Linked DNA regions of Mus musculus: region 1 is linked to region 2. The links are chromatin contacts, found by Hi-C or POLR2A ChIA-PET in ENCODE. All regions are on one chromosome and are shown on one strand. The core of a region is the stretch at or near the end of the contact, and the rest is flanking DNA. Distances in the headings are between cores, read along the strand shown.

Evidence for each region. Hi-C counts contacts between places; a loop is a spot of excess contacts on that map. ChIA-PET counts read pairs that join two places held with the same protein, here RNA polymerase II (POLR2A).
Region 1: a loop to region 2 is called in a map of T-helper 1 cell, with 1.9 times the contacts of the local background. The contact joins two enhancer-like sites. A Hi-C loop is called at or near these places in 5 of 37 maps with a recorded cell type or tissue (CH12.LX, T-helper 1 cell, gastrocnemius and 1 more). POLR2A ChIA-PET finds 5 or more read pairs at or near these places in 3 of 5 experiments (Patski and embryonic stem cell).

Annotation. Positions count from the first base shown.
Region 1 is chr17:12,193,414-12,196,970 of GRCm38, forward strand. All of the region lies in intron 2 of Agpat4 (1-acylglycerol-3-phosphate O-acyltransferase 4 (lysophosphatidic acid acyltransferase, delta)), which reads left to right. Among named protein-coding and RNA genes, the nearest start is that of Gm46605, 70 kb to the right of the region's middle. Within about 2 kb of position 1,947, at least 1 of the 3 ENCODE cell types and tissues checked has a DNase peak (open chromatin) inside an H3K27ac peak, as active enhancers do.
Region 2 is chr17:12,155,804-12,159,519 of GRCm38, forward strand. The region is part of intron 2 of Agpat4 (1-acylglycerol-3-phosphate O-acyltransferase 4 (lysophosphatidic acid acyltransferase, delta)); the gene reads left to right. Among named protein-coding and RNA genes, the nearest start is that of Agpat4, 38 kb to the left of the region's middle. Within about 2 kb of position 1,616, at least 1 of the 3 ENCODE cell types and tissues checked has a DNase peak (open chromatin) inside an H3K27ac peak, as active enhancers do.

The sequences.
Region 1 (3,557 bases), core at 697-3,196, 38 kb after region 2:
AGAGGAATTTATTGTTCCAGTGCACTGGGGTCGTCCCAGACCTGAAGGAGAGGCGGCAACCCTCTGGTGCCCATTCAGCGAGTTTTTATATGGTTTCCAGGGGCAGAATAGAGCATCAGCAACTAGGCACAATATGATTGGCGGAACAGTGCACCCTTTAAACTGATTGGTCTTTAGGGAATGAGGTGGCAAGGGCTTCCCTTGTCCGAAGGTGAGCAATGGTCTGTTCTGCCGAATGTGTCTCTACCAGCAGGTCAGTTCCCACCCTGTGGTCTGAGTAATGTTAATTAGCCTCTCCCTTCCAGAGGGGCTAGTATTTCATAACCTTCCCAAAGTTCCTTAGCTGACCTTTTCAGTATCAAGTGTTTGTGATGTGTACCTAAAGGGACAGGAACTGGCCAAGGAGGGAAGATAGAGAAAAATTATGTCTTTTAGTGTGTCATTGTAAATACACACCTCATATCTTATCATACACACACACATACATATATGTATGTATATATATACATACACATATATGTATATATATACATACACACACACGTGTGTGTGTGTGTGTGTGTGTGTGTGTATTCTGAAGCCAAAAATTAGTGACTGTAGCCTGAAAACACAGATTTAGGTTACTCCATATGCCATGCTCCAATACAGTAATGATTTCATGAAAAAAAATTAAAATAGAATGTGTGTGTGTGTGCGCGTGTGTGGGGTGGTGATGTGCCTGCATGTATGAATGTGCGTTATGTGCATGCCGGGTACCTGCAGATTCTAGAGGAGAGTATCTGATCCCCAAGAACTTGAGCTATACATGGTTGTGAGCTGCCATGTGGGTGCCGGGAACTGAGTCTGGGACCTCAGCCAGTGTTCTTAACCACTGAGCCATCTCTCCGGCCGTCTTGTGAAACTTTAATAATAAACAAAGAAAACCGCATAGGACAAGATACTTTAAAATGCAACCATGGTAACATCAGGAGGGCAGGAAACAGTGCAGGGGAGAGACCCTTACCATAGGCTTCCGATGCTATCTGTGACATTGTTAGTCTTTAAGTCCTGAAGGCCAGGGGTCTGTTTGTACATTCCCCAAAGGATTTTAATTGGCAGTCACACACTGAGGAGGGTAGTAAATGGTTATCTAAGGAGTTAAAGACAGGCCAAGATAAATGGGCTCTGTACCTGCAACATTCCAGCTTTCTGCAATCACTGAAGTTTTGATCAGTCTTGTAGAATGCTTACCTTAAATGTAACTGCCTAGAAATGGACACTGGGCCCAGGTTCTTCTCTGTGGCTTATTTACTCTGTGTTCATTGTGATCATCAGTAAGAGTACCATAGAGAGCCTCAGTGTGGCAGGGAGATGCTCAAGGCTTTGAGGACATTGACAATAATAAACCTTTGGGTTACGAACTTTCATCTTTATGTGGTAGATAAGCCGAGCTCAGTTTGCCCAAGGTCCTTCCTGGCTGTTCCTCTGTCTTACCCTGCCTCCTCTAGTCTCCTCCTCTATACAGCCATGGCTTTTACATGTCCAGGATCTCGGAGGCTCACACTGGGCTCTGGGGGCCCTACCTGGGTTCAGCCTCAGTATGCTGGTGCCTTCATTATCGGGGTTGTGAGCATTGTCTCTTCTCTCTGTGAGTGGTATCGTCATTTACAAAATAGCTCTTCTAGGATGTCACATGCCTCCCTTCCCTCCTTCCTTTTTTTCCTTGTGTCTTATTTTCCCTACCCATAATTCCTTTAGGCTGAATGGCACAAAAGCAAATGAAACAAAACCAAATTCTTGGGCAGAGTTTAAAAGTTTCAACCTTCAATTCAAAGGCAATAGTTTGAGACTTTCTCCACCCCCCAACCCCATGATGTCATTTCCTGTAAACACACTCCTTCCTGGTATCGGGTGCCCGAGGACAGATCCAGGAATTTGAAGAATACATTAGCTGCAGGGAAGCAGGGCCAGGGCCTCACACCAGGTGCAACTGCTCTGTGTAGGGACAGCTGACACTCCCCTGTTCCTGGGAGCAGATGTGGGCAGCATTAGGGCCAACTGAAACATGAGAAAGGAGCTGGCAGCTTTGAGAATCGCTGCCGACTGCTCAGGGACCCAGAACGCCTCCCTAATCTTCCTGGTCTGGGCGCCCCTTCCTCATCCTCTAATTTCATAAGTGCTGACCTTTCTCTGTTGGTTTATTCTAAATTGAAGAGAAAGTGGCCTTCTGATAAAAGTAGGGGCTGCAAAACAAGGCCTGTGCAGTGTTAGGATGGATGAATACACAGTTACAGGCAGCCAACGCGGATGGATGTGTATCCCGATGCTTTGACCCCCTCGGAAGCTTGTGCATGTGGGCAGCGAGGCTCCGGGCTGCCTAGAGGCTCTTGATAAAGATCACCAGGCTGCAGCACCGGTCAGGTGACCCACAGGGGCCTGCAGAGCACAGTGCATTCCTGCCTTGGGGCTGGGCTGGGCTGGGCTGGGCGATTCAGGCCACAGAATCCAGGTCTGTTGGACAGGGAAGGACTTTTAACCTGGGAGGAGGAGGAAGAAGGCGGAGACGGAACCCAGGTTCCTTCCTGGACAGTGGAAGAGTTCTTTCCTTGTATAGTAACCAAAGTCCCGGGCTAGAGGCACAACTCTGGGGGTCCAGACATCTCAGGTTTAGTCTTGTCTGGGAGAAAGCAACCTCAAGTCATGTTGAAATGGTGGGAGAGGCTTGTCTTCATCCTTTTGACCTGTTGCGGTGCTAGCATGAGCTCTGGGAATTGATTAGGAGGATCCAGGGCAGAAGCCTGAGGCCTGCGCAACTGGACAACCTGGATCAGATGCTGCGAGGCCTCTCAGCTGGTTCTGCAAGGAGTGCACCCCGAGAGGTCTTATTGCTTGAAGGAATACTCTCACTCCCCTGAAATGGTTGCTCCTGACTGGGGTCATGGAGTGTGGTCTGTAAAACTCCATGTTCCTGGCATCTAAGGTGGCTCCAGGATTAGACACTGGCTAGAGACTTTCAGGCATTTTGAGAGGAGGGTGCTGCGTAGGATATTGTAAATGTGGACTGTGACATGTCAGTCATATCTATGCCTTCATCCTTGAAGGGATGAGATAGCTAAGGTACCATTGTATAGACAGATAGATACTCCTTCGGTGATGGACAGGCCTACCTCCAGAGTTAGGCAGGTCTGTCCCAACAATTTAAGACAAGGCAGTCAGACACAGAATGAAGGCTCGGGTACCAGGCTTTGATGCTGCCTTTAGTTGCCTGATGAGATGAGATTCTCCAGCAAAGGCAGCTTCTGAGTGCTGGGAGCATCATGAAATCATGGCCTACACTCTCCTCAAGCGAGATTTATTGGAAGGATGATGGGTGACTCACACCAAGCGTCTACTCAGAGGGTCTTGGAAGAGGCAGCCCTGAGAATACGAAGGAAGGAAGGTAACTTAGGGGGGCCTCTCACCTGTGTATGACCCACTTGACCTTGTCCCATGCCTGACTCCTGTTTCCAGAATGTACTGACTGGCTACAATGGAGCCACAAGCCTAAACCACATGTAGGGCTCCATCTTACCCACAAG
Region 2 (3,716 bases), core at 366-2,865:
AGACTTGGTGTTTAAGAGCTGCATCTCCTGTGGAGATATTTGGGGAGCGGGGGTGTTCACCTACTTGTTTCTGATGGAAATTATAATGAGTAACAATGTAAAAGGAAAGATGAATTTTAATATCATTATAAATCAATTGAAATACTCAGAACAAATCCCAAATGAAAATCCATAATGAACTGTTTGAGACAAGTGGCATTTCCGGCGTGCGTGAAGTTGATGGTAAGCAGTCTTTACAGAAGGCTTGAGGTCTTGGCATGTCCCACGTGCTCTGTCCCCATTTGCCCTTTGGGTCAAGCAGTGCAGAGTCATTGCTGCAACAGTGTGAATGGAGAAGGAGTGAGCTCTGATGAGGAGCCAGCATGGTTCCCAGAGAGAGAGAGAGAGAGAGAGAGAGAGAGAGAGAGAGAGAGAGAGAGAATGTGGTAGACAGGGTGTATGATCCATGCTGGGCTTGCATTCCATCTGATGCATCTGACTAGGAATTGTGTCCCCCCACAGCCCTATCTCCACAGCATCCCATGTTTGGAGCATCATCCCAGCAGGCATTAGGGAGCAGAGGCAGTTTGAAATACATCTTGTTTTCCTAGCTGTCTCTGATTGAAAGACTGTTGTTTGCCCGGCCAGACAAGACCAGACCGTGTGCAACACTCTCCTGGGCCTGTGGTTCTACAGCCTATGGGTCATGGGCCGGGCAGCAGCTTGATGAGCAGAGAGTTGTACCATGTTGGTTTGGCCTGCCTTGCGGTATTCTCTCCGAATTAAGGTTCAAACCTCTGTTCATGGGGTTCAATGGTTTCTTCTGGCAAGCAGAAAACCTGCTGCATCTATCATTTGCAGCTGATTCTGTAAGAGAATGCAGGATACATTGTTTCCTGGGGTTGCACCCTGGTTACATTTCACTAACAAAGTTTGGTCATCCTCTGTTTTCCTGTTAAATATTTTCCTGTTAAGAATTTGAGCTCATTGTCACCAGGGAGTGCAGGGCAGCATGCAACTCTGAGGACGCTCCCATACCAAAGACCACAATGACTTCAGTAACAAAGCACAGAATGGATGCTGTACTCCACAGCAGGACACAGGGAAGATTGGTGAATAATTGACTTCAGGGTGGGGCTTGCCTTTCTTTTCCTTGATTTTGTTTTCCTCACTATGTATAGAAAAAGAAGCTATGTCAGACCCACCCTGTGCGCTGGCAGAAGAAGGAGCCAACCGAGCAAGCTCCTTTAAGGTCAAAAAATGAAGATATTGTAAAGTGGGTAGAGGTTGGGTTGCTCTGTGCATAGCAGTGTCTAGGGCATCTGTGCTTTTTAATCTCTAGGGAAAAAAGGCTGACACAGGTCACTCTGACATTTTGCTGTTTTTTTTTTCCCCCTGACACTATAGACTTCAAACTACAGCAACAGAACCAGAAAACTTAGTAGTCTATTAATGTCAGGAGGAAAAAAAGGTGGCGTGGAAGGCTGGAATGAAGCTCCTATTTTAGCAAAGACTGGAGAAATAAAACAAAATGAAAATGTTTCCAGCCTCAGCCCTGACCCTGCACTTGGGGCCTGGCTGCCAAGTTCACTGTCCCTGTACATGCGTCCAGGACATCTGAGTCTGCCCAGTAGAGTCTGTGAGCTCTGCTGCTTCTGGTTTCACCTGGCAGTTAGCCTTATACCACCCCACAGAATCCCTGCCATGGGCAAAGAGAAAAGACAGATGGGGGAAGGAGGGAGACAACTCTTGGTGCTAGGATGCCAAACAAAGTATTTTTTAAATTTAATTAAATAATTAAATTAAATAATTATTACATAATTATTTAATAATAATTAATTTAAAATAGTTTAATTAAAAAATTAATATGTGTGTGTGTGTGTGTGTGTGTGCACCCGCGTGTGTGTATGTGAATGTTAGTTTGTGCACATGAGATCATGTGCCCATGGAGGCCAGAGGGGTTGGAGTCTCCTGGAACTAGGGTTACAGGTGGTTGTGAGCTGTCTGATTTTATAGTCTAGAAACTGAATCTAGGTCCTCTGCAGGAGCGGTGCATGCATGCTCTTAACCACTGAGCCATTTCTATAACCTCCAAATAAAGTATTCTGCCCACCTGTTTATGGCCTGACCACTGACCAGCCACAGAAACCCTCAGCCAGTTGATAAGCCTACAGTTGATGATGGAAGGCAGAATGAGGTCCTGTGGACAAATGCTTCCTAAATTGTTTCAAGTTGGGTTAGAAATGTAACCAGTTTCAATGGGTAGAGTGCTTGCCCAGCATGTAGGAGGCCCTGAGTTAGTTCCTGGGCACTCCTATAAATTGAGGGTGGTAATGCCTGAATTTAAGGTCATCTTCAACTACAAAGCTGCCTTGAAATCAGCCTAGGATATGTGAGATCTTGGCTCAAAAATAAATAAGTAAATTTCAAGATGAAATTTTAGAGTATTTGCTACAAGGGGCTGGGGCTCAAGGGGGTATGGCAAATGTTTCTTTCTCTTCCCATTATGGTTTGTTACTCAGGCAACTTTAAAAACCTAGTATGTGGGCTGGAGAGATGGCTCAGTGGTTAAGAGCACTGACTGTTCTTCCTAAGGTCCTGAGTTCAAATTCCAGCAACCACGTGGTGGCTCACAACCATCTGTAATGAGATCTGATGCCCTCTTCTGGGGTATCTGAAGACAGCTACAGTATACTTACTTATAATAAATAAATAAATAAATAAATAAATAAATAAATAAATAAATCTCTTTTAAAAAGCTTAGTATGCTTGATATAAAGATAAGAAAGAATCGACCAAGAATCCCATGTTTCTGATAAACTGTTTTGATTTATTGTTATTGCTGTTTATTTATATCCTCTTCCTGTTTTCCCAACGCAAGTTCCCCTCTGAAGATCACTTGCCTGTGTCTGTGGTTGGCTGATTGGCAGTGGTTTAGCATGGGTACTGGAACAAGCTCCAGGTATCACTTAAAGGCCTCCCACGGGCTCTACTGGAGACAGGCCATTTCTCTTGCCTCTCTTGCTTAAACTATAGCAGGTCTGGGAGAAGCTGCCTTAATCCTGTCTGAAAGAGGCAGTCAGGGCTTGGCGCCTTGTCAATCACAGCCTCAGAAAGGGCTGTATATGAGGGAAAGGAGAGGCTACTATGTTGCCAAAAGACACTGGGCTGGGTTTTCATGTATGTGTGTGGGGGCTGAGGGGTCCAGAATGGATGACCATAGGAACTAAGAGTCAGTTCTTGTCCTACTGAGGTAAGTAGATTTTCCGTCCGGACAGAGCCTCAAGTACAGTTTTGAAAGCAATCCCATCTTCAGGCTGGGTGGAAGACTGGTCATCTGTTCCTTCCCCTGAGTCCAGTTCTTTGGGTCATCGCAGTTAGGTGTCAGTGGATCTCAGTGAGGTGTCAGTGGAAACTTCTGCAGACTCCACAACCTGAGGGACCTGGGAGAGAAGCAGCCAGTGGCCCGTGGATCAAAATATAGGACAAGAGGAACTGCGTTTCTGTATCCCTGGAGACAGTTGTGGTGGCAGCTGTTTCTGGCTGTTCAGTCTCTTTTCCTCTCCAGCCAGCACAGCAGTGTAGGCCCTTCCCCGCCCTGAGGCCAGCAGGCCCTCCCGTCCGCCATGTTGGAAAGTATGTCTGGGCGCGGCTGCTGAGGGCCTGCTGGGGTAAACCTGAGTCTGTACTTCCTCTTCCCTGCTGACTAAATGTGCGTTACATTGAACGTAGTAAAT